7 separate regions of the Homo sapiens genome follow, and all the other regions are linked to region 2. Evidence: chromatin contacts called from ENCODE Hi-C or POLR2A ChIA-PET data. All regions are on one chromosome and are shown on one strand. Each heading gives the region's core, a stretch centred on a gene start or an enhancer-like site at or near the end of the contact. The rest is flanking DNA. Distances are from core to core; before and after follow the strand shown. Region 1 overlaps TSPAN14 (tetraspanin 14). Region 2 holds the start of GHITM (growth hormone inducible transmembrane protein). Region 3 holds the start of ZCCHC24 (zinc finger CCHC-type containing 24). Region 4 holds the start of PRXL2A (peroxiredoxin like 2A). Region 5 overlaps ANXA11 (annexin A11). Region 6 holds the start of PPIF (peptidylprolyl isomerase F). Region 7 holds the start of ANXA11 (annexin A11).

Region 1 (3,285 bases), core at 329-2,828, 3.7 Mb after region 2:
GAATGGGCCCCAGTAGGAGAGAGAATCACTAAGGCAGGCCAGGGCAGGCTGCTCAGCTGCCCACAGCAATCTCACCCTCTGAGGATGGAAGGAGGGGCTCGGCTCTCTCTGACTCACCCCTTAGAGCCAGAACTGTCCATGCACATCCCTGACCCATTCCCTCATTAACCCAAACGCCAAATCCAGGGGCCACCAGAAACACTGCAAAATCAGACACCGTGGCATGTGAACCTGTGGTTTCCAACAAAAAAGAAAAAAAAAAACTTTAATTTAAAAAAAAAAAAAAAACCCATCATGGTGGCAGCAACCGCTCACTGGAGTGAAGAAGTTTGACTCTTTACTGTGGGAAGTCACTACACAGCTGCACAACGTCAGGGGGGCTGGATCCCCTCCTTTATCACAGGGTGACAAACACTGCCCTGGCACAGTGTGGGGAAGGTGGGCCCCCAGCTTCCAAGGCCATCAAGCCCCTGACCGCCAGCCCTGGATGGCCTCCACATGCAGGTGCAGGAGAGGCTGGGCCCCAGCTCTGAGCTCCACCAGGCTCTCCAAAGGGTCTGAGGGTCTCAGTGCCTGGCATCCTGTAAAAACCCTGATCTTAGTGACTGAAACACTGTGAATTTCCACCACCAAAAACTCACAACCCAAAACCTGCCAAGTTTCAGGACACCGAGGGGCCTCCTCATTAACCTGGTGAGAGGAGGCCTCTGTCTACCTCAGTGCTGTCATCAGGAAAGCAGCAGAGTGGGTGGATTTGAGTCAGGGGAGTCCTCAGTGGGAGAAGCACTGGGCCTGGAATGGAGGTCACCTAGTCCAGTGACTTCCAAGCTTACTATTTTTATTATTTTTTAAGCTACAGGAGGCTTTGTTCAAAGAAACTCTGACCCAGAAACCCAACATGGAAGCAGGCAGAGCAGGACACTTTTATCTTCAGGTGGCTGGGGGAAAGGAAGGCTTCACAAGGTGCACACTAAAAACCATGGGCCTACTGTGACTGACGCCATGCTCCACAGGACAGCAGAACGGCTCAGGAGCTGCCTCCAGAATCATATGGCAACTAGTTCAACAGAACTGTGATAGACTTGGAAATGCATGTTTTGAAGAGCTGTCATTCACAGCAGCTTGAAAAAGCCCCCACTGGCCAAATCTGGAACAATCTGAGCGGCAAAATAAACAATAATAACAACGGATTTTAACTCATTGAATAAAATAAGAATTCATGAGCCCATTCTAATACACACACAGAGATAAATAAACAGGAAAGAAGGAAAAGTTATGTGTAGCACAATGATACATAGCTACAGCAGTTCTGTATAGTTAAATGATAAATGTAGAAGGAATTATGGAATTAAATCATCGCATTCAACACCCATGACAGAAACAACCGACTGTGCCAAGAATCTGCAATGGGTCCTAAAACCAGTCATGAGTTTGATGTGAAATAGCATACTGTATTTGCATAATCTCAAAGTATCTCCCCACAGGACACTTACAAAGAACAAAATAGTAACTTAGAGGGGAGAAACCCAGCAGACATCACCATAAGCAAGCGATCATTGTCAATATCACCGGTAATGACTCAGACCCACATCATGTGCCTCCCAAGGGGATGCACCTAGAACTCACCATTTCCGCAGTATTCCTTACAAAACTGCAAAACTTGCAGCTAACCATGAGGAAACAACAAACAAACTTAAATTAAGGGAGATACTACAAAATAACTGGCTTCAAGTAACTGAAACATAGAGTTTGTGGTCCTTCTTGGAGGAACAAAAAAAAAGCAAACAAAACATTCAGGCCTTGGGCCCCATTGGAGATTTTCACTTTTACGTTTTTGAGACAGGGCCTCACTCTGTGACCCAGGCTGGAGTGCAGTGGCACCGTCACAGCTCACTGCAGCCTTGACCTCCTGGGCTCAAGTGATCCTCCTACCTCAGTGCACACCTGCAGTCCCAGCTACATAGGGAGATGGGGTCTCCCTATGTTGCCCAGGCTGGTCTCAAACTCCTGCTTAAGCCATCCTACTGCCTCGGGCTCCCAAAGTGCTAGGATCACAGGCATGAGCCACCACGCCCAGCACCCATGAGAGATTTTCAGAATGATTCATCAGGCAGCTCATTCAACTGCACCAGCAGCCTCAGGGCAACACCTGCCCACCTAGGTGAGGCAGGGCCTGGTCACCCACACCTGCCACTCACCCCACACCTGCTACCCACCCCACCCCCACTTCTCAAATGGCTAGGCAAAAGGAGGCCTGGCACCTTGACTTCCAAGTTGATGTCCCAACCTACTTCCCTCTGCCATTGAAGGTGAAGCTGCCCACTCAAGGGAGGATGCTAGGCCAAAGCAGGCATAGTGCACGTGTCCTATACCCATACCCTGATCATCATGACAGGCCTGTTTCTGAAAATCTAAGTCTACATGAAATGTCTATACACAGAATCCTTTTATATGCCCCTGGTAAGAGCACATCAGAGCCTCTTCCTCAGCTAGTTGCAAACAAACGTGGAGAGTCTGGGCCCAGTCTACACTAGTATTCCCAATGTGAACAAGAACCCAGGGAGTCCAAGGTGCTGTGCCTCCAGACCTCAGGAGGACTGGGCTGGGCCCTGTGGCCTCCCTAGATCAGCAAGGTTGAAGCAAACCACCCAGCAATCCATCAGTGCACAGGCTCGCCTGCCAAGCCCATGGGGTGAAAAGACTTTTGCTGTGGGAGACAAACACCTAAAGACTTGTTTCTACATGTTCAGGGCACTGCTGCATGTAAGACACCGAGAATGAGGCCGTGGAGACAAACACCAACTCAGAGTGGGACCTGTGCCTGACTCAGGGAACTCAGAACATGACTCCCTTCACTAAGTGCAGTCAAGTAGGTGCTGGAGGGCAGAGAGAAGGAGGTGGTGGTGGTGGCAAGCTGGTCAGGAAATGCTCCCTAAAGCAGCTAGTTTAAATTTGTACTAGATGAGGGCAGCACATCTAGAAGCTCCCCAGTTTGGGATCGAGAGCTGTGCCTAAAGATAGGGAGGGACACACTGCAACCCGACCTGGCAGCAGGCAACTGTTTCACCCCGAGACTGACCCTCCAATGAAGATTATTAACAGAGCCTTCAGTGCATCCCCAGCTCCAGGCTGGGCCCTGCAGATGATACCAAGACAAAACCAGCATGGTCATCCTTGCAGGGCTGACACCATTGGGGTGGGAGCCACTCCTGAACACCATAGATGTTCCAAGTGATGAGTGGCCCATTCTTGGGGAGAAACAAACTTTGCTCCAATAACTGGGTC
Region 2 (3,332 bases), core at 720-3,219:
GAGCAGATCTGAAATGCTAGTTTAAAAAAAAGGCAAAACCAACCAAAAAAACATAAGTAAAACAACCTACTAACCAATTAAGAGAAGGACATATGAGAGTCAGAGTCAAGGAACAAACTATTTTTTAGTAGAACAGGAAATAAAGCGACCTTTTTAATTTTCAGCGATGAATTCTTTGCCCAACCATCCACTGTAATGCAAGAAACCCATCCCAGAGAACACAGCTGAAGATGGAGGAACAAACTAGGTTTAAGTCCCAGTTTGACCAATCAAAATAGATGACTGCAAAAATTATGTGTAACACAGAACGGCTGTTAATAACTGGACGTGATTACAGAGTCTGTGATGGTTTTTACAAATGTAGTTTTGGCTTAAGATTTATACCAGCATCCAGTGGGAAAATTTAAAAGAATCTACATAACTTTTGGGCAAAGGAATAGTGTCATCCAAAGAAGACATGAATAGCTCTTCAAGGTTATACTGCATTACAAAGCTAAAAGGTATTAAAAGAAGCCAACTATATGAATTTCAGCTAATCATACCAAATATTACTTTCCTTCAACATGAGATATAAAAATATTCTAAGTTAACCTATTCTATATGTCCTACTATAATGCGTAAAGGACATTTAGTCTTTCAAAGTAAACAAGTAAACTCAGTTACCAACCAGGTTTCCCTTACATTAGACTCCCTCGATGGTGTCTTCAAAAGAAAAGCATGCTAAAAACTGGATTATCTTAGCTCCAGGGCACATTATACTAGATGGGTGGTCAACCAGAAGTCAGCAGACAGTGTTTCTGTAATGCTAAGGTGAGGTGACTACAATAGGTCAGAATGAAATGACGAGTGTAAACCAACTGGGGCTACCAGCCCATCTCTGCCAATGATTTGTAGTGAATTCTAGGCAAGTGATATACTTCTGGGCCCATTTCCCCATCTGTAACATAAGGATTCCGTGTTCAGACTACAGCGTTGACCCTTAGACTACCTGCTTGAAAGTGCCCCGGATGCATCTTAAAATGTAGGCTCCTGGGTCTTTCTTTGCTCCTAATGATTCTACCCCTAGGAATAAGACCAAGAACGTGTGTTTTAACGAACACTCCAAAAGCTAAGAACTATTGCTTTAAGATACCCGAGCGTCCTCCGAGCTCTGCAACTGAACTATTAAGGGTCTTAAAATTCGGCACCCGGCCTTTGGGAAAACACCCAGCGCTTTTGGAACTTTCGTGCCATTACATCATCTCAACCTATGGCTGTCCTGTATCTTCCTCAGTACTCAGTCCACTGGTTGGGGCCGAAGAGGTCCAGCTCAGAGTGACCTCCATGTGGCGTAACAGCCCAGAGTGGGAATCCCGCTTCTGACAGGTTAGAAGTGACCTTGTGAGGAGTGTGGATCTCTAAGACTCAGATGTCGTTGCTATAAAATGGGGAAAATACTACCGACCCTAATCCAAGGGCTTATGCCTCCGTGAGCATTGATGAGTTTGGGTGCCTGGTCCCCGAGAAAGTTCACCCAGCCCGCTAGATTCAGATGAGAACCCGGCAGCAAACTTCCCTGTCAACCCACAACACCTCTGCCCCTGCCCCAGGTGCCGCTACCAGCGCAGCGGCTGTACGGCCTCGCCGCAAGGATGACTCAGCACCTTGTTGCCCGAGGACAGAAGCACAGCTACACTGAGCCCTTGCCCGCCTGACCAGGGCCTTGTGCCGCCGCCCTCTCCACCAGGTCACCCACAGGACTGCGACCCCAACGCGCAGGCCGGCCCTGACGCAGCCAGCAGCACCGCTGCTTCCAGCCCTTCCCCCCGCACCCAGCGGTCCCGTGAGGGCGGCTGTCAGGACCACCGGGGATCCCGGGCGCCCGCCGGCCAGCCGGAGCAGTACCTCGGTCCCCGGTCACCTTCGCCTCGCAGTTTCCCTTCCGGGCCCCTAGCGTCGGCCTCAAAGAGCACAGTTCCTCCGGCGCACTGCATGACGCAACATCGAAAGGACGTAAATAGTACGAGCAGCCAATCACGGGCAGGCCTCTGTCGGAAAAGCGGCCACACTGGGGGAGGCGGGGTTCCGGGTTGAGGAGGCGGGGTTCCAAATTGGTGGGGCGGGGCCAGTTGAGGATTGTTGCAGGGAACGTCATAGTCAGCGTCCATTTTGCGTGTGGGCATGGGAGTCGTCTCGGCCATCTTTGTTTTGGGCAGTGGAGCTCTGTTTTGCTTTTGTTTTAGTCGTTTCACTCGCCGCAGCTATAAGAATTATGTAAAAATTGAAAGAAAGTAATGTTAGAGTTAAAAATTATTCCGTTTATTCCGTTCCTTTTTGAAGGCCTTTTTGTCCCTTAATTTATCGTGAGATAAATATCTTTTCAAATGTGTCTGCTTCTGAGCCGAGTCATCCGGTTTCTGGGGTCTCATGCCAAATGTTAGATGGTGACATCCAGAAAAGATTTTTTCTAGATGGTTTTTTCATTGCTTTGTGACTTTCCCGCCCACATTTTCAAGTTTCACCCTAAACCTGTGTAATAGGCCTGATAACAGCCGCCTCTGCCTTGCACCCAGGATTGCTCTGAGGACTAAGATGTTTCCATTGCGCGTAATTTGATAGGTGAAGAGCTAGTTGTGGAATACGCGAGAGAGTTACTTTCTTTTTCACTCTCCCTCTATTTCAACAGATATTTACTGAATGCTCAACTTCGTACCAAGCTCTGTTCTAGAAATATATACAAATGAATCAGCCGGGCGTGGTGGCTCAAGCCTGTAATCCCAGTACTTTGGGAGGCCGCGGCGGGTGGATCACTTGAGGTTAGGAGTTCGAGACCAGCCTGGCCAACGTGGGGAAACCCTGTCTCTACTAAAAATACAAAAATTTGCCAGGCGTGATTGGTGCCTGTAATCTAAGCTACTTGGGAAGCTAAGGCAGGAGAATCACTTGAACCCAGGAGGCGGAGGTTCCAGTGAGCCCAGATCCCGCAACTGCACTCCAGCCTGGGCGATAGAGGGAGACTCAGTCTCAAAAAAAAAAGAAACCAAAAAAACAAAAACAAAAAAACAGCAAATGAATTAAACCCGTGTGTGCTACCACTATTTTAACAAAATAAAGTCCTTGCTCTGTGGCTTTACTTTCTGGTAGAGACAGAACATAGAAAAAATATAATGTGATAACTTAATACCATGAAGAAAGAGCAGATTAAAACCCTGAAAGGGTGATAAGGTGATTAACAACATGCAAAATTCATGAACCTTTATCTCCTAAGCAGTAGTTAATTGTGATTTATGATTCCTAATCATGTAAACCTTGACAAATATAAAGACTTGCCTTCTATGTGGATAATAAAAGAG
Region 3 (3,257 bases), core at 674-3,173, 4.7 Mb after region 2:
CCTCCTGGGCTCAAGTGATCCTTCCACCTCAGCCTCCTGAGTAACTGGGACCACAGGCATGCGCCACTACGCCCGGCTAATTTTTGCATTTTTTTGTAGAGATGAGGTTTTGCCATGTTTCCAGGGCTTGTCTGGAACTCCTGGGCTCAAGCAGTCTGTCTGCCTTGGCCTCCCAAAGTGCTGGGATTACAGGTGAGCCATTTGCAAGAACCGTGTACCTACTCTTTAAACAAATAGGTTTAATACTGTTTAAAAATATAAAGGGTACTGTATAGATGTGTTCTTGATGAATGAAAATATGAAGACATGATTGATACATATGCTGTCGTTTGTATTAATAACTGCAAATTGATAGACAAGATGGAGATCTGAGATCCAAGGGCCTCTTGGTTGGTGAAAAAGGGTGGCATTTGGTCATCACTGAAGGCCTTCGTGGTGCGAGCGACCATAGATGTGGTTAGGTGCCCTGCAGGTGATGTGAGTAACTCGTGGAGTGGGTGGCGGGGAAGAGCTGTCCTTTATGGAATATCTTCCGCTTACCAAACCCAAGCTGGGAAGCACACAAATGTCCCCGGCGGCGGGAGGATGACTGCTCCCATTTTACAGAGGAGAAAACAGGCTTGCTCGCAGAGGTTAGGCGTCATGCAGAGGTCATTCCGCTGGACGGTGGCCAAGCTGGCACTCCAACGCTGGGCGGAATGGCTCCAGAGCCAGACTGAAAGTGGGAGAGGTGACTCGGTCCCAGCCAGGCGGTGAGTTCCTCTGGGCTAGGTCCCCGGTGCTGGCGCAGCAAAGACCACCCGGAGAAAGAGACGGTGAAGGCCCCGGGGCTTCCTGGGGCGTCAGGCGGAGGCGGAGGCGGGGGCGGGGCTCCCTCCAGGCAGTCTTGGACTAGCTGAGTTGTCCCAGCGAGATGGGTGACAGCCGCTTTCCCGAGCTCCCCCGGCCCAGGCTGGTGTCCTGGCGACTCGCCAAGGCACCGGGGCGGGCTAGGGCTGGAGCCGGGGTGGAGGAAGAGGGTCGAGAAGCGAGGCGGGCCCAGAGCAGAAATAGGAGAAGGGGGGGGGGAGGGGGCGGGGAGTCTTTCCTGGGGCAGGAACCCGGGCCCCCCTTGGCGCAGCCGGCCCGCAAAGTGATTCTGCAGATGGAAGGAATTAAGTAGGAGGGGGAGGGTCCGATGGTGATAGCGAGAGGAGGGAGTTAGAAGTGTGTGCGTCTGTGTACACGCGTCTGAGAGAGGAGCGGGAGAGACAGGGAGAAACATCAGACCAGACGGAAATAGAAGAAAGGAGACAAGAAGAGTGAGAGAAAGAGAAGGACATACACACACACACACACACACACACACACACGGAGGGCGCCACATACAAGGACGACGGACACAGGAGACTAGTACTAGTCTAAGAGAGAGAGAAAGAAGGAGTATGAGAAAGGAGGGAAAATAGGAAAGGAAAAGTGAGTGAAAAACAATTGCAGAGGATTTGGAAAGAACGAGACAAGAGCGCTGACGACAGAGGGAGACGAAATTGATTAGGCCGGGGCTGCACTGAGCTCCCGGCAGCTCGGGGAGCTGGGTTGGCCGGGCTGGGACGAGGTGGGGCTTGGGCGGGGCCTCGCATGGGCGGGCCCGCGCCGTGCTGCATATGCAGATGAGCCTCACTCCCCTCTCTCCCCACCCCTGACGGTTCATATTCAACGAGACAGCCAATGCAGGGCGAGGACAGTGCCAGGCGGGGCAGGGAGTGGGCGGCGGGGCATCGTGGACCCCACCCCCGGAGCCGCCGCTGGAGGGGTCAGCCGCGAGGCAGATAGCGGATCGCCGGGCGGGGCGGGACGCAGTGGGCGGGGCGGAGGGGCGGGGCCAAAAGTTTCCTGCCCAACTTTCGCTGCCTCCTTCCACCGCCTGCGCGCGCCGGGGCCGCAGTCGGGGGGAGGCGGCGGCAGCGGCAGCGGCTGCGGGCAGCGCGCGGGGCGCAGGGCGCGGGGCGATCACCGTCGGGGCTCGGGAGGCGGGCAGTGGGCACAGGCTCCCCGGTGCCCGCCCCTCCGCTGCGGAGGGGGGCCGCGAGCGGGCGGCCGGGGAGGGGCCGGCACCGCCGCCACAAAATGAGCCTGCTGTCGGCCATCGACACGAGCGCCGCCTCGGTGTACCAGCCCGCCCAGCTGCTCAACTGGGTCTACCTGTCGCTGCAGGACACGCACCAGGCTAGCGCCTTCGATGCCTTCCGGCCCGAGCCGACCGCCGGCGCCGCACCCCCGGAGCTGGCCTTCGGCAAGGGCCGCCCCGAGCAGCTGGGCTCGCCCCTGCACTCCAGCTATCTCAACAGCTTCTTCCAGCTGCAGCGCGGAGAGGTGGGTGCCCCCGCGCGCCCCCGCCCACCGCCCCACCGCCCCACCGCCCCACCGTGGCGGGCCGTTCCCTGTCTGACCCGCTCTTCCTGGCCTGGCGCGGCCCGGCTCCGCATTGCCGGGCCCGGCTTGGCTTGGCTTCGTTCAACTCTGCCAAACTCGCCGCCCGAAGTCCCCGGGGTGCCGGGTGCGCGTCACCTCCCGGCTGAGCCCGGGCTGGAGCAATGCAGGCCGGGGCGGAGCTCTCCCGCCCCCTCTCCCTGCCAGGGCAGCCCTGCTCCAAAGGGGTTGGGGGAGGGAGTTGAGGAGGGGTTGTCTCCGGATTTTCTTCAGACAGCTGGGGTGCGGCCTGGGCGGGGAGCCCCTTCGAAGTGTCCTTCTCACGCCCAACCTTATCCTCGTCCTGGCCACCGCGGGCTGGGACCGAGAGTGCAGATTCTGCTCGGAGCTCCTCTGGAAGGGCCTAAAATCTTTTCTCCGACCTCTGCGGTTCCCGACCCGAAAGGCACCCTGGAGAGCAGTGACTGCCCAGAGGGCTTCTCCTGCTGTTCTCACTCGGGGACCCCAGATACGTCCTCCAGCTGCTCGCCCTCCCCCAGCCACATAGGAAGTGGTTTCTGAGGGCTTGACCCCACAGACTGCGCTGTCCCCAGCCCTCCCAGCCTCGAAGGAAATGAAAGGGAAATCCTCTTGAGCTCTTGGGAGGGGGGCTAGAAAGGGGGGGGGAGAGGTTCCAGCTGCCCAGCGCCTTCTGCAGAAACCTGGGCCGGCTGTGTTGCAAAGTCTGCCTGTTTGGTGGATTCAGTTACAAAGTTGACTGGGCAGCGCCTCTTTGCCAGCAAGATAAATACACAGATCGCCACCACCTCCCAGCCCTTTTTGAAGAGTCTCCAGGGCCTGCCCAGATA
Region 4 (3,389 bases), core at 343-2,842, 3.7 Mb after region 2:
TATTGCTTAGATAGGGACAGAGCCTGGGGCTTGAGCCCTAGAGTTCCAGTCCTATCCAAACTTTCTGAGCACCATTTAAATGACACGAGATGAGAAAATCATCAGAAATGTCTTTTGTACCCCTTCAGAAGTAATGCAGAAGGTCTCAACTAAATGACATGCTCTTATAAAAGACGGGGATATAGGAAAGGCCCACACCAAGAATAATATCTAACTTTAATTCTTGCAAGCTGTATAAACCTGGACAAGGAACTGTTTTGCATCAGTAAAATGGGAATGCTTCCTTAATTACCTTCTACAGAGTTGCAAGAATCAAAGGATTAAATGTATAGGAGGTGCCTTGTGAGGTACCTTACAAAAAGTGCAATAAATACGATGTATAATTCTTCATTTCTAGAGCAATGATTACCCTCAAAACGTTATTTGTACACAAAATGAAGAGTTTTCTGATGAATGAGTATGGTAACGAGTCGGGGTCTGCAGTGGAAATCCCAATCCTCATTCTCCAAAGCTGGGCCCGAGCAGGAGCATTCAAGACTATTCAAGCTGACTTTTTCACAATGCTTTTCAAAACAAATCTTGATTATTTTCTTTTTGAAAAACCACCTGCCAGGTTCAAAGGAAAATACATTAAAATAAAACAAACAAAAAAGCTGAGTTCTGGGTTGCTGGGCTGTGCAGACAGCATGATGTGGCAAGGAAAAGAGGCGCAGGAGCAGCTGGGAACCCCGGTCCGGCAGTGGACTCCCGGGTGTGCCTCCTTCCCACAGCCCTGGACCGGCTGGGCCTTGACTTCCCTTCCTTTGCCTCTAACCATCTCCACCTGCGCCTTCACCTCCCGCTCCAGCAACAACCCTGGGGGCAGATTGTTCATCTTTTCATTCCTAGACCTCAGCAGGGCTGTTAAGTTTACAACTGGGCTCTACCCAATTTAAAGTCAGGCGTTTGTGACTCTTGGGAAAGAGGGGGAACAGGTGCCTCCGAAACGCTGAACAACGCTAGAAACCGTGCCCTCTTAAAAGACACGACCCTAAGCGGGCACAGAGACGAGGACGAGGACTGCCAGGTCCGCACCTGGGGCTGGTCCAGCAGGGCGGCCCCCGGGCCCATGCTCCAGGGCAGGGCCCTCTCCTCTGTTCTTTGTCCCAACAATTCGCGAAGGTTGGCGCCACCGGCGTCACTCAAGGCTTGCGGGCGTGGACAGAGGGGGCCCTAGCCCGCCGCAGCAGCGCCGGGTCCCCGTCTCCGTTCTCCGACGTCTGGGCGCAGGGTTTTTCCATCGGCCGCCACGCAGGGTGGCGGAAGGGTCGTCGTCCTCGGAGGGAGCGCCAGCGCTGCGGCGGCTCCTAAGAAAGTTGGCGCGGGCCCGAGGGGCGCGCCTCACCAGCCCAGCACCCACCCTACCGGCCCTGCACTGCCTCAGTTTCCCCACCTACGCCGCGGCAGGCCCCGCCTACGGACATCACGTGCCTCGCGGAGCCCCGGCGCGCAGCACCTACCTCAAGTGCCTCCCTTCTGCCGGCCTTTTACCGCCCCGACGCCCGGGCGCTAAGGGGCCAAACCGCCCGGCCCGGAGGGTCCCAGGGGCGGGCCCCGCGCTTGCGCAGCCTCTAGCCTGTGCTGCATCGCGCGCTACCGCGCCACCGCCATGTGACCCGCCCCGCCCCCCGTGGGAGGAGCTCCGGGCCTGCCCCCGACTCGCCGACCTCCGGGCCGCGGTCTCCTAGCTCCGGTGGCGCTCGGGCGTGTGCCCCAGCGGTCCTTTTACGCACAGCGCTCGGTCGGTCCACTCCTCAAGTCCGCGAACCGAGGCCCCGACGCGTTCTTCAGGGCGCTGCCTAGGGCAAAAGAAGGCGCTGGACACCCCTAATGGAGCCTGGAAGCACCTGTCCTGCAGCCGAGGCTGGCCAACTTCCTTCCAATCTTCAGCCTGGTTTTGAATAGCTCTTTTGATAGGTTTTTTTTTTTTTTTTAACCTCCATGGGCAGGGGGAATCTAAAGGACCGACACATTCGATGAGCCCCTTCAAGCTGTATGTACAGATTCAGAATTTCCAACCTCAATCCTCCACCCACGTTCCCTTTCACTCCACAATGCCAGCTATGGGGCAGAGAACGGTGAGCCGCAGCCTTGCGGACTCCGGGCGACGCTGAGGCGGGTGTGTCACACACCGCTCATCCACTTACTCCTCCTGTTGGAAGTGCCCACTCTTTCATGAAAGTAGGAGGTTGTGTCCGGCGCGCTGGCTCACGCCTGTAATCTCAGGGCTTTGGGAGGATCGCTTGAGCCCAGGAGTTCAAGACCAGTCTGGGCACCATAGTAAGACTCCATCTCTACGTAAAAAACAAAAACTAGCCAGGCATAGTGGCGCGTGCCTGTATTTCCAGCTACTCTGGAGCTGAGGTGGGAGGATCGCTTGAACCCGGGAGGCGGAGGTTGCAGTGAGCCCAGATCGCGCCACTGCACTCCAGCCTGTCTTTAAAAAACAAAAAAAAGACCCTGTCTTAACAACAAAAAACAAAAAGTAGGAGGTTGGACTTTCAGAGACAGCAGAGCTGACTCACGATACATATTAGTGGTTGGCCGGGCTCGGTGTCTCATGCCTGTAATCCCAACACTTTGGGAAGCCAAGGCGGGCAGATCACTTGAGGGCAGGAGTTCGAGACCAGCCTGACCAACATGGCAAAACCTCGTCTCTACTAAAAATACAAAAATTAGCCGGGTGTGGTGGCGCGCACCCGTAGTCCCAGCTACTCAAGAGGCTGAGGCAGGAGAATAGCTTGAACCCCGGAGGTGGAGGTTGCAGTGAGCCGAGATGGTGCCACTACACTCCAGCCTGGGTGACAGAGTGAGATTCCGTCTCAAAAAAAAAAAAAAAAGACATATCGGTGACACAGTGCAAAGACCAGTCACAGGGCAGCATAAGGTGAAGTGGCAAAGCAGGCCGATGTCCGCCCGTCAAAGGTGGTCATTTGCCTGCAACACCTTCCCCCCTTCATCTGGGAGCTGCCCACAGGTGTACAAAGTCCAAAGGCTTCCGTGATTCACCTCCCTGACTTCCCACTCAGACTCCATGTTCCATGTAAACTTACAGCAACACTTGGGGAGCTTGATCTATTCAAGGGGGTCTCTCCTCAACCAAACTGTGAATTCCTCCACTTCACCTCTGGGACCCTAGAGCCTGGCCCAGGGACAGCGTGGAAATAAACTTAGAAAACGTGAGAGGTGGATCTAAGTTGTGGGGTAAGGGAGATCAGCCTGAGTGCCCATGCAGTTTTCCTGCAGGAGTTAGGCATATGATTTGAAGGCCAGAAAATATTTCGTATACTTTGGTGCAATGCGGGTGTAGTTTTATATATATATATATATATATATATATATATATGATA
Region 5 (3,386 bases), core at 382-2,881, 4.0 Mb after region 2:
AATGTCTGAAACATTGCTGATCCCACACATTTTGAATGAGAGGTACTCGGCCTGTATGCCCAGGAGTGAGATTGCTGGATCGTATGGTAGTTCTATGTTTAATTTTTTGAGGAATCTCCATACTGTTTTCCATAGTGGCTGCACTATTTTACCACATGGTTTTTTTATCTTTACAGTTTTATCTCAGGGTCTTTTGGATCTCATGGTGCTAAAATGAAGGTGTTGGCAGGGTTGTGTCTTTGTCTGGTGGCCCTAGAGGTGAATGCTTCCTTGCCCTTTCCAGCTTTAGAGGCCATTTGAGTTCCGTGGCACTTGGCCCTTTTCCTCCATGGGTGGAATCCCTCTCATGCTTGGACTCTGTCCTTCTTATTCTTCCTTTTCATCCTTAACCCAGCAACAAAGGCTCTCTGCTTTGAAGGACGCTTCTCACTGGATTGGGCCCACCCGGATAATCTAGGCTAGTCTCCCCATTTCATGGCGGGTAACCCTAATCACCTCAGGACAGTCCCTTTTGCCACCTAAAGTAACGCATTCACAGGTACCGGGGATGTCTTTGAGGGACCTAATCAGAGAAGCTGATGGTAGCTGAGTTTCAGGCTCTGAAAAGCCCTCCCTCTACCCCTCCCCTTACCAGCATTTTCCTGAGGCCCCGGGACCCTAAGGGTTGGCTGGACACTCCCCTCACTGTGTGGGCTGGGCTGGTCCCCTGGCGGGAGCCTGACACCTGAGTTTAGTGTGTGCCCAGGATCTGTGACCCTTTTCTCCCTCTCGAAATGTCAGAGCCTGGCTTCTTTGGCCACTAGGCGTGTTGGTCACAGAGTGAAGATAACTGTGTCCTGCTTTACAAAGCGCGTTCCTGTTCTTTTTACTTTTAGTCCTCATAGTAATCCAAGGTAGGTGGGGTACATCAGGTCTTTGCAGATAGAATGGAGGTTCGGAGAGGTTAAGTTGCCCAGGGGGGTCACACAGCAAGCAGTTGCGTTAGGAACCAGACCTTGGCTCCAGGCTAATGCCTCCTAGGGACTAAGTTAAAATTAACTGAGCACCTGCTGTGTGCTAATACCTGTTGTAGTGCTATATATATATATATATATATATATATATATGTGAGAATACTACATTCTCACAGCTGTGTAATGAGATGGATGCATTTTTCCTCTTTTCACAGGTGAGGAGAAAGGCTCAGAGTGGTCAATCTATATATCCAGGGTCACACAGCTAACAAGAGGTAGAGCTAGAATGGAATCATTGTCACTGGACTCCAAACCCTGTGTACCATCCCAGTGGCCTAGCAGCAGTGTTAGAAGATGATATCAGAGCTGTGTGGGCTGCGGTAAAACTCATGCAGCAGAATTGAGAAGTCCCTTGTGACTGTCCTGTGATGTTTGGGGCCCTTGACGGGGGAGTGTGGGCCGTGAAAAGATGGGGGAGCTGGTTTAGAGTGTGTGAGAGAGAGTAATTGGGGGTGGTAGAAGCCTGCCAAGAATCTAGGGGTAGACATTGTGAAAGCCAATGTCAGTGAGGCTCAGGCCCAGTGTCTTGGAGCTGCAGAGCTTCCCTTTACCTCCCACTGCAAAATGAGGGAAGGGTTTAGAGAAGTTTCTGCTTCCTTCCGGCAGAGCTGCTGCAAGGGTTGTCTTGTAGATAGTAACTACCACAGGACTTGGGGTGTGGCACATCCCTGTGGGCCCAGGAGATCTGGGAGAAGCTGGGTTGGACTTTGCAGTAACTGGAGTGACCTGACAGCTAAGAGGGGTGGGATTGACAGGGAAGCCTCAGCCACCCTGGGACTTGTGCCCAATTGACATCAGCTCACTACCATTGTTTTGCTGGTCCCTCCTAGGCGGGCCCTGGCAGAAGCTCCCTCTGCTCAGGTGGTGTAACTGGCGGTGGCTTCCCCTTGCGGAAGTGGGTAAACAAAGACAGAGACCTGTGTCTCCTCCCCGCCCCTGCCACCTGCACTTATAAACACAACCCACTGTTTCCCTTTTTGGGAGTGTGTGAGAGAGAGAGAGAGTGTGTGTGTGTGTGTGTGTGTGTGCACGCGCGCACATGCGCGTGCATCCTTAGGTTCCGTCTAAATCCGTTCAAGCTGCTGTAATAAAATATCATAGACCGGGTGGCTTATAAACAACAGAAGTACATTGCTCACAGTTCTGGAGGCTGGAAGTTGAAGATGAAGGTGCCAGCAGACTCAGTGTCTGGTGAGGGCCCACTTTCTGGTTCACAAATAGGATAGCACCTTCTCCCTGTGTCCCCACATGGTGGAAAGGGTTGGGCCCTCTGGGATCTCTTTTATAAGGCCATGAATCCCATTCATGAGGACTCCAACCTCATAACCTTCCAGAGGCCCCGCCTCCAAATGTCATCACACTGGGAGTTGGGATTTCAATAAATGAATTTTGGGGAGACAGAAGTATTCAAACTATAGCAGGTCCTGGCCACACTTTGGAGTCAGGACTTGGGTGGGGGGCTTTTTCTGTCACTGCCACTGTGTCTGTTGCAAGAACCTCAGCGTCCTCCAGGACCTGAGTGCCCATCACGTGCTGGCCTGCGAGGCAGCCAGATATTAGCACTGTGTCTCTGTCACTTTCTTCCTCTGCTGCCCACTTTCCACTCCTCAGAAATTCTGAATTGGACTCAGCATTTGACTGAGCATTGGCTCTTATGTGAGCCTGTTTGGTGTGGGCAGGCCTCAGAGGTGACTCTGCCCACAAAGAGGAGTGGCCTGGCTTCCAGGGAAGCCTGCCATGGAGGAGCGTGACGGAGAGATCTGCGTGTGACGCTGTGTGCTCTCGGTCTGCGTTGTATGGAAAGTGAGTTCCTCCTCACTTGCCCCCATCCCCCTTCTCAGCACCTGGTCTGGAGAGGCAGGCAGGAGGAGAGAAGATGGCCCCATCCATGCCACACCTCAGTGAAAATTCTGAGGACAGGCTCTGGTGCCCGCAGGGTTGGAGCTTCATGCAGGCTGAGGCCCTGCCTCTGCGGGTCCCTCTCCCAGGCAGGTTTACTCTCCGAGGGTCTTTCATATCTCCCTGCCCGGTGGCCTCCCTCCACCATCAGTCTTGCCTTCGCTGTCCCCTCTACTCTTGGAGTGGAGCAGGCCCCCATACACCCAGGCACGTGGAGGGGATGGAAAGAAAACAGCGCCAATTTCCTGTTGGTGCTTTCTCTATTGGGAGGCTGGAAAATCCAACACAGCCATGCCAGTGTGCTCCCCACTCCCATCCTCCACCTGTCACACTGCCCTGACCCTCCCCAGTTCCGTGTTTCTCTCCTACCCCCCTCCTTCCCCCTTCAGTCCCCACAGTTCTCATCCTGGGCATTATCAAATAGCCCAGGGTCCTCTCTTTCTTATTTTGTTTTGGAGAAACAGGATGTCATGA
Region 6 (3,025 bases), core at 435-2,934, 4.8 Mb after region 2:
CCCTTCCCTCTAGACCCATCTCAGAAGGCCCCAGGCCCTGTCTTACCAGCTGTCTTTGGGACGACATCTGCCTTCAGCTGTTGGGGGAGAAGAAGGACAAAAGAGGATGGTCATTGGAGAGGCAGGTGAAGGTGGGTGTCTCTCAGCACCCACCCACCCCCACAGTGGCCAAGGAGGCTAAGGAAGAAGCACGTGGACATTCCATTCCCATTATTGCCAACCCCCATGGGAGGCAGCTCTATCATTTCTGGGAGCCGTTTCCTGAACCCAAGGCTGGAGGAGGTGGCCTTGGTTTCCTAATCTGTCAGAAGAGATGACAATGCTATCTTGGCCTACTTCTGTGGACACAGCTGGCAGTGCTCCCACAGCTGGGCCCAAAGCATCAGAAATTCAGGGACAAGAGAGTGTGTCTAAGGTAGAAGCCAGACCAGCTCCTCCATTCGGGGTTGGGAAACTGAGGCCCAGGGAGAGGCATGAGGGTGTGGGGAGGGAAGGCTGAAGCCCCATCCCAGCCAGCCTCTACCCTCGAAGCTGCAAGACCCACCCTGGAACCAAATGGAAGCAGGAAGGGTGTCCCTATTTTCCAGAAGAAACTGAGAATGAAGAAGAAATACTAAGGGCTCCCTGGGATACGGGCCAGTCAACACAAACAGACCCCTGCTGTCAATGTGTGGCCGACCTGAAGGCTCCACTAGGGCTTTCCCTCTAAAGCTACCCTGGTGACTGTTTCTTACTTTGCTTTAGAAAAGACCCAAAAACAGAGTTAGGGGAGGTGCTCAGTGTGGCCCCCAAGGACAGTGGCAGGGGTTGAGGCGCCGGGCACACTGTCTCTGAGTGTGTCCCGACTCGCAGGAGGGGCATTCTGGGGTCCACCAGGTGGCCGGGGCCTGAGGCCTACTGGGCCCGCACTACTGCTGGAAACCACCTCTCGCTCCATTTCCCAGCACCCCCAGTGTGAGCCCGACCGCAGGGGCGGGGCCGGAGCCAGGAAGCGCTCCGTGTTGTGCAAGGGCCGCCACGTGAGCACCCGCTGGGCCACGACGCTCACCCCAAGACCCCCGACACCCACCTCGGAGCTCCGGATCTAGGCTCAGCCCCAGAAGGCTCCTGGAGCCCCTCCCTCGTGCCCGGGCCGGCCCAGAGGTGCTGAGCCCTCCCTCTCTGCGATCTGACCTTGAGCTTTCTCCTCCACACGTGCCCTCCCTCCCGTCTCCCCCGCTCCAGTGCTCCGAGGGAGGCCGGAAGAAATCATTCTGACGCCCATTCTCAGAAATGGGGAAACTGAGGCCCAGAGCTCGGCATGGGGAGGCCCAAGGTCACCCAGCGCGCCCGGCACCGCGCCGCCCGGGGCCCAGGGCTCTCCCCGGGCCCGTGTCCCGCGCCCAGGCCGGCCCTGCGAGCGGTCTCACCTCCAGCACCACGCGGCCGAGCGGCTTCCCGTTGGCGTCCACGTCCAGGTACACGAGCGGGTTCCCGGAGGAGGAGGAAGAGGACGGGTCGCCGGAGCCCTTGCTGCAGGCGCGGGCCGCGGGGAGGCGCAGCGGCACGGAGCGCGGGACGGAGAGCAGGCCGAGCCAGCGGGAGCCGCAGCGCAGCGCCAGCATCGCGGGCGCGGGTCGGGCGGGACACGGGCGGGGAGAACACAGAACTCAAACTGACGTCGCGCGCGCCCAGAAGGCCGAGTCCCGCGCAGCCGCGCGCCGCAGCCTTTATTGGCTTGCCCAGGTTCCCGGCCCTGCCCCCGTCCCGCCTCCTCCAGGCCTGTCCGTGGACTACCCCTGCCGGCCGCAGCGGGCAGCGCAGCCAGCCGGTGGGGCCGCGGAGCGTGAAGTGCTTTGAAACACTCCCGCCTCCAGGCCCAGAGACCCGGAGAACAGACACCTGGCAAAAGGTTGCTGGTTCCATGTTTATTAAGGTACCAGCAGATTTTTTTAAAAAAAGAAAAACTGCTAAAACGTAATTAATTCCAAAATATGAGCATCTATACGTTGCAATTTGAATATAATAGCAAAAGTCTACCTTTGAGCCCTTTGCAGGTAAGGCTCAGGCCAAATAAGCTTCCCTGCTGCCCTAGGTCCTGCAGTCTGAGAGGGTTAGAGAAAGGTGAGATGAGAGGCGGGATTAGTGAGCTAGAGGCGCAAGAGGGAGGAGATAAGCTGAGACACCTCCCATGATGCCCCCTAGCCTGCTTGTCCCGGCCTGGGCCTGTCTCTAGTTGTTTCTGGGGACCAGACCTGCTTCTAGCAAGACTGAAAACGCAGCCTGGGCTCATCATGCTCCTTTCAGGCCCCCAGCCCTCCCCAGGACTGGGTCTGATCCCTCCTCCTAGGACCCACACTGACAGCCCCGGGGCAGACTGCCAGCTGCCCCCTCCCATCAGCATGCACCCTGGGAGGGGACTCAGTGGGGAGACCCACAGCAGGAGCATTTAAACCCCACGTGCTGAAAGTGGGCTTCCCAGCAGCCAGAGCCACCCTCACTGCAAGGTGGTGGGAGGTCTGCAATAAATGGATGCCACGCAGGGACCTGAGAGAGCATCTGGCCCAACACTTGTACTGTCCCCAGGGGAAGCTGAGGCCTGGACACAGGAAGGCACTGGCTAGGGCTAGGGAGCCCTGGAGTATTGCTACCAGCTTGCACCAGTGCTCCAGGCCTCTCTGGGCCTCAGTTTCCCATCTGGAGGGTAAGGGTGCGATCATGCTCCTCATCCTGCTTTTTTCTCGTGTCTGTTCTTAGGATAAAATGAACGAGAGAGACATGGATTTGTCAACTAAGTACTGTGCCTGTGGGCATCTGTGATGGACAGAGTCTGGACTGTCTTTCTCACAGTTTGGGATTCAGAGAGCTGCGGTCTCAGTTAGAGGCCTGAGGGGTCAGAGAAAGGGGTGGGGCTGAGCCTTGGAGGCAGGTGGGCAGGAGTAGGGACCAGCTCTGGACTGACCTGCCCCAGATCCTGAATGGGCTCATGGGAACAGGTCAGGCAGCAAAATGCCAGCCAAGCAAATTCATGAGGTCAGAGCAGTGC
Region 7 (3,246 bases), core at 323-2,822, 3.9 Mb after region 2:
CCAGCACTTTGGGAGGCCGAGGCGGGCGGATCATTTGAGCCTAGGAGTTCGAGAACAGCTTGGCCAACATAGTGAAACCCCGTCTCTACTAAAAATGAAAATTAGCCGGGCGTGGTGGTGGGCATCTGTAGATCCAGCAACTCAGGAGGCCGAGGCAGGAGAATCGCTTGAACCCGGGAGGCGGAAGTTGCAGTGAGCCGAGATCGCGCCACTGCACTCCAGCCTGGGCGACAGATCGAGACTCCGTCTCAGAAAAAAAAAAAAAAAAAGGAAAATCGAACCAGCAGCTTGTTTGTAACAGCCAAACATAGGCAACAACCTAAATGTCCTTCAGTAAGGAGCTAGGTAATGAAGAATGGTGAAGCGCACGATGGCGCGCAGTGTGCAGTGGATGGGAAGAACCAGGTCTGTTCAGGAGCACTTGTATGGAAAGACCCTCCAAGATATAGTGAGTAAAAAAACATGTTGCAGAAAAGTACTGCAATATCGTTTTGTAAACAATACGTTTATGTAAACACACACACACAGTGTTAAAGAGAGATATTTGGAAGGACACACCTAAGAGTGGGCTGGGGGAGTGGAGGGAAGAGTGAATCTCAATTTTTACTCATTTTTTGAATTTTTTATTTTTAGTTTTTTAGAGACTGGGTCTCACTATGTTGCCCAGGCTAGTCTGGAAGCCCTGTCTTCAAGCCATCCTCCTGTCTTGGCCTTCCAAAGTGCTGAGATTACAGGCGTCAGCCACCACTCATTAAAAAAAAAAATTGTATACCTACCATATATGCATATATTACCTGGGTGACCTTTTAAAAATATGCTTTATTTTTAGAACATCTTTAGATTTACAGAAAAAGTGTGAATACAGGGAATTCTCATAAACCCGGGCTTTTCCTATTATTAACATCTTAAGTCATTTTTATATCTCCGTGGGTTCCTCTTGGCTGTGACAGTGTCCTAGACTTTCCTTGTTTTTGATGACCTTGCTAGTTTTCAGGAGTACTGGTCATGTATATGGCAAGGGCCTCAATTGATTTGTGATGTTTTCCTCATGATTACAGTGGGGTTAGGTGTTCTTGGGAGGAAGACCACAAGCGGTGCATGCAATCAGTATGATTTACCCCTGTCGAGGTCACCTTGACGGCTGGGTGGTTTGTCAGGTTTCTCCACGATAGTCACTGACCGCTCCCTTCCTCACATACTGTGCGTGACCTTCCCCCCTCCACCACCACCGAGTGTTGCTATAAAGGAAATGCGTTTGACCTTTTCAGTGTAAAAAGTTTTCTCGACCTTAAAGAGAGTCACTAACCGACGCACACGGGGCTGGAGAGGACTTAGGAAATGCCCACCCCTGCAGGAGGGCGAATGCGGCTCTGCGCGGCACTGGGCGCCGCAGGGGTTAGGGGCGGCAGAGGGACCTCCGGAGCCCGAGACTTCCTGGAGCAGCTCCGCAGCCGGAAGGCTGCTGCTCCTCGCGGGCCCGCCGTGCCCAGTCCTCATCTTGGGGGCGGGGCCGCGCTCAGGCCCCGCCCCTCCCTTGCACTGCCTCTGGCACCTGGGGCAGCCGCGCCCGCGGAGTTTTCCGCCCGGCGCTGACGGCTGCTGCGCCCGCGGCTCCCCAGTGCCCCGAGTGCCCCGCGGGCCCCGCGAGCGGGAGTGGGACCCAGCCCCTAGGCAGAACCCAGGCGCCGCGCCCGGGACGCCCGCGGAGAGAGCCACTCCCGCCCACGTCCCATTTCGCCCCTCGCGTCCGGAGTCCCCGTGGCCAGGTGAGTGAGGGTCCCGAGCCGGCTGGGGGCCTGGGACCAGGCGGCGGCAGTGCACCGCGGCGCCGCGGGTGAGGCCCGGGGCTGCCTGGCGCCCAGCCCAGCGCGGCCCTGCGGCTTCCTGGTTGCACTACAGGCGTGGGGGTGGGGGGCAGGGGAGGGCGTCGGCGGGTCGCGGGCGGGCCGTGTCGGCCTGGCAGCCCCCTAGATCAGCCTCGGCGTCTGGGGCTGCTCCCTCATGTGTGGTCGGGGTGCACTCGCCGTCCCCCCGGGCTCAGGGGTCGGGGTCTCAGTCTGGGCCTGGGTAGGGCCAGGGGCCGTGACCCTGGGCGCAGGAGGCAACGGGTGGCGGGAGGGGTGCCGGAGGCCCGGCCCCGCAGCCCTGCGGAGCCCTCCAGGGTGCGCGCGCCCTTCTAGGCGAGGCTTGGGGAGATTAAGCAGAGAAGGCTATCTTCAGGAACTTTCCTCCGAAACTGGGAGCACGCACATTCCTGGGAGCTGCTACCATTGCAGTTTATTTGTAAGGAACTCTCCCCAGTGTTTGAGGGAATGCGGGAGCCATCCCAGGTGCTGTGCGTGCCTTCGCCCCTTCCCCAACCTTGATCCCCAGTTTCAGGAAGGGATTCCTGGACTTGTATCTCCCATGGGTGCAGGCCAGGCCCTTAAGACTTAGGTAAAATGGTCTGTTGGTTTAAAGGAGACACGCGAAGTTTGTTACCTAGAGACTTTGGAGGGGAAAAGTTAAGCCAGCCAGTGCTAGCCCAAGCTGGAAACAGTCAGCCCGGGGCATTTCTGTCTCTGCCCTCCAATCCTTGACCTCTCTGTAGAGATTCGGCGTTTGTGGTAGCTCTCCCCTCTGTTCTCTGCGCTGGGCATGGAGTGGAGCTGTGAGGCCGAGCCCCTGCCCTGCCCTGCCCTGCCCTGCCCACGCAACAGGGACTAGGTTTGCAGGGCAGGGCCTGGTATGCTCACCCTTCACTGGCTCTCATTGCTTTCCTCATTCCTTTTATGCGGCAGTCAATTGTTGGGGATTCCAGGGGATTAACAGGGCCCCTTTCCTCAAGGCATTCTTTGTGCTGCAAGGTGTTCCCTGATAAGAGAGGCCAGGTGAGGTGCCAGGGCAGTTTGTTGCCCTGGCATTGGGTGCCCACTACTTCAGGCTCCTGCATACCTTGCTATCTTTTCTTTGACTATTGTCTGTGCTTTGGTTTTTCATCTGTAAAATGGGGGTAATAGTAATCCCTGCCTCACAGGCTTGTGAGATTCAGTGCATTCATTTATTTAATAACAATACAGAGCTCAGGTACGGACCAGTCAGAACAGGTGGTGACTGCTGCACCACACTTGTGTATCCCAGATGGGTGTCACCCACATTAGCCATAAAGTGTGTGAGGCAGGCCTGGGTCATAAATAATCAGGTGTAAGGGTCAATAAATAGTAGCAGTGGAAGGTTCAGCTAAAGTTGAAATGCACTTCTCCTGAA

Evidence for each region. Hi-C counts contacts between places; a loop is a spot of excess contacts on that map. ChIA-PET counts read pairs that join two places held with the same protein, here RNA polymerase II (POLR2A). Pooled maps may share reads with other maps.
Region 1: a loop to region 2 is called in a map of CD4-positive, alpha-beta memory T cell, with 4 times the contacts of the local background. The contact joins the enhancer-like site here to the promoter of GHITM in region 2. A Hi-C loop is called at or near these places in 1 of 168 maps with a recorded cell type or tissue (CD4-positive, alpha-beta memory T cell) and 3 of 50 pooled maps.
Region 3: a map of naive thymus-derived CD4-positive, alpha-beta T cell shows a loop between it and region 2 (13-fold over the local background). The contact joins the promoter of ZCCHC24 here to the promoter of GHITM in region 2. A Hi-C loop is called at or near these places in 1 of 168 maps with a recorded cell type or tissue (naive thymus-derived CD4-positive, alpha-beta T cell), 1 of 37 single-sample maps with no recorded cell type and 7 of 50 pooled maps.
Region 4: a pooled map shows a loop between it and region 2 (14-fold over the local background). The contact joins the promoter of PRXL2A here to the promoter of GHITM in region 2. A Hi-C loop is called at or near these places in 6 of 50 pooled maps.
Region 5: a loop to region 2 is called in a map of CD4-positive, alpha-beta memory T cell, with 18 times the contacts of the local background. The contact joins the enhancer-like site here to the promoter of GHITM in region 2. A Hi-C loop is called at or near these places in 1 of 168 maps with a recorded cell type or tissue (CD4-positive, alpha-beta memory T cell) and 7 of 50 pooled maps. POLR2A ChIA-PET finds 5 or more read pairs at or near these places in 1 of 52 experiments (CD4-positive, alpha-beta T cell).
Region 6: a map of B cell shows a loop between it and region 2 (23-fold over the local background). The contact joins the promoter of PPIF here to the promoter of GHITM in region 2. A Hi-C loop is called at or near these places in 2 of 168 maps with a recorded cell type or tissue (B cell and CD4-positive, alpha-beta memory T cell) and 5 of 50 pooled maps.
Region 7: a loop to region 2 is called in a pooled map, with 11 times the contacts of the local background. The contact joins the promoter of ANXA11 here to the promoter of GHITM in region 2. A Hi-C loop is called at or near these places in 7 of 50 pooled maps.

What each region holds. Positions count from the first base shown.
Region 1 is chr10:80,470,689-80,473,973 of GRCh38, reverse strand. All of the region lies in intron 1 of TSPAN14 (tetraspanin 14), which reads right to left. Among named protein-coding and RNA genes, the nearest start is that of TSPAN14, 18 kb to the right of the region's middle. RefSeq lists enhancers at 800-849, 1,482-1,711, 2,412-2,481, 2,492-2,731. Within about 2 kb of position 1,578, at least 15 of the 41 ENCODE cell types and tissues checked have a DNase peak (open chromatin) inside an H3K27ac peak, as active enhancers do.
Region 2 is chr10:84,138,146-84,141,477 of GRCh38, reverse strand. It overlaps GHITM (growth hormone inducible transmembrane protein), which reads right to left and starts at 1,969. Exons shown (of 9, transcript NM_014394.3): 1 at 1,885-1,969; 2 at 1-16. RefSeq lists a silencer at 1,689-1,888 and enhancers at 1,462-2,031, 2,032-2,601.
Region 3 is chr10:79,444,290-79,447,546 of GRCh38, reverse strand. ZCCHC24 (zinc finger CCHC-type containing 24) reads left to right here and starts at 1,923. Exons shown (of 4, transcript NM_153367.4): 1 at 1,923-2,352. The coding sequence starts at 2,107. LOC105378383 (a long non-coding RNA gene) reads right to left here and starts at 1,306. Exons shown (of 4, transcript XR_946104.4): 1 at 1-1,306. RefSeq lists silencers at 1,491-2,000, 2,011-2,070.
Region 4 is chr10:80,406,754-80,410,142 of GRCh38, reverse strand. It overlaps PRXL2A (peroxiredoxin like 2A), which reads right to left and starts at 1,592. Exons shown (of 6, transcript NM_032333.5): 1 at 1,500-1,592. RefSeq lists an enhancer at 645-1,238 and a silencer at 1,524-1,813.
Region 5 is chr10:80,186,201-80,189,586 of GRCh38, reverse strand. The region is part of intron 1 of ANXA11 (annexin A11); the gene reads left to right. Among named protein-coding and RNA genes, the nearest start is that of ANXA11, 18 kb to the left of the region's middle. RefSeq lists enhancers at 1,203-1,302, 2,943-3,386. Within about 2 kb of position 1,631, at least 26 of the 41 ENCODE cell types and tissues checked have a DNase peak (open chromatin) inside an H3K27ac peak, as active enhancers do; they include CD4-positive, alpha-beta T cell, where a contact is called at or near this core.
Region 6 is chr10:79,346,128-79,349,152 of GRCh38, reverse strand. PPIF (peptidylprolyl isomerase F) reads right to left here and starts at 1,684. Exons shown (of 6, transcript NM_005729.4): 1 at 1,410-1,684; 2 at 47-77. The coding sequence starts at 1,604. RefSeq lists cis regulatory regions at 703-1,203, 886-1,386, 915-1,415, 1,418-1,940, 1,408-1,940 and 5 more and silencers at 1,251-1,480, 1,501-1,910.
Region 7 is chr10:80,203,863-80,207,108 of GRCh38, reverse strand. ANXA11 (annexin A11) reads left to right here and starts at 1,572. Exons shown (of 16, transcript NM_145868.2): 1 at 1,572-1,766. RefSeq lists enhancers at 1-162, 1-574, 3,214-3,246 and a silencer at 1,349-2,228.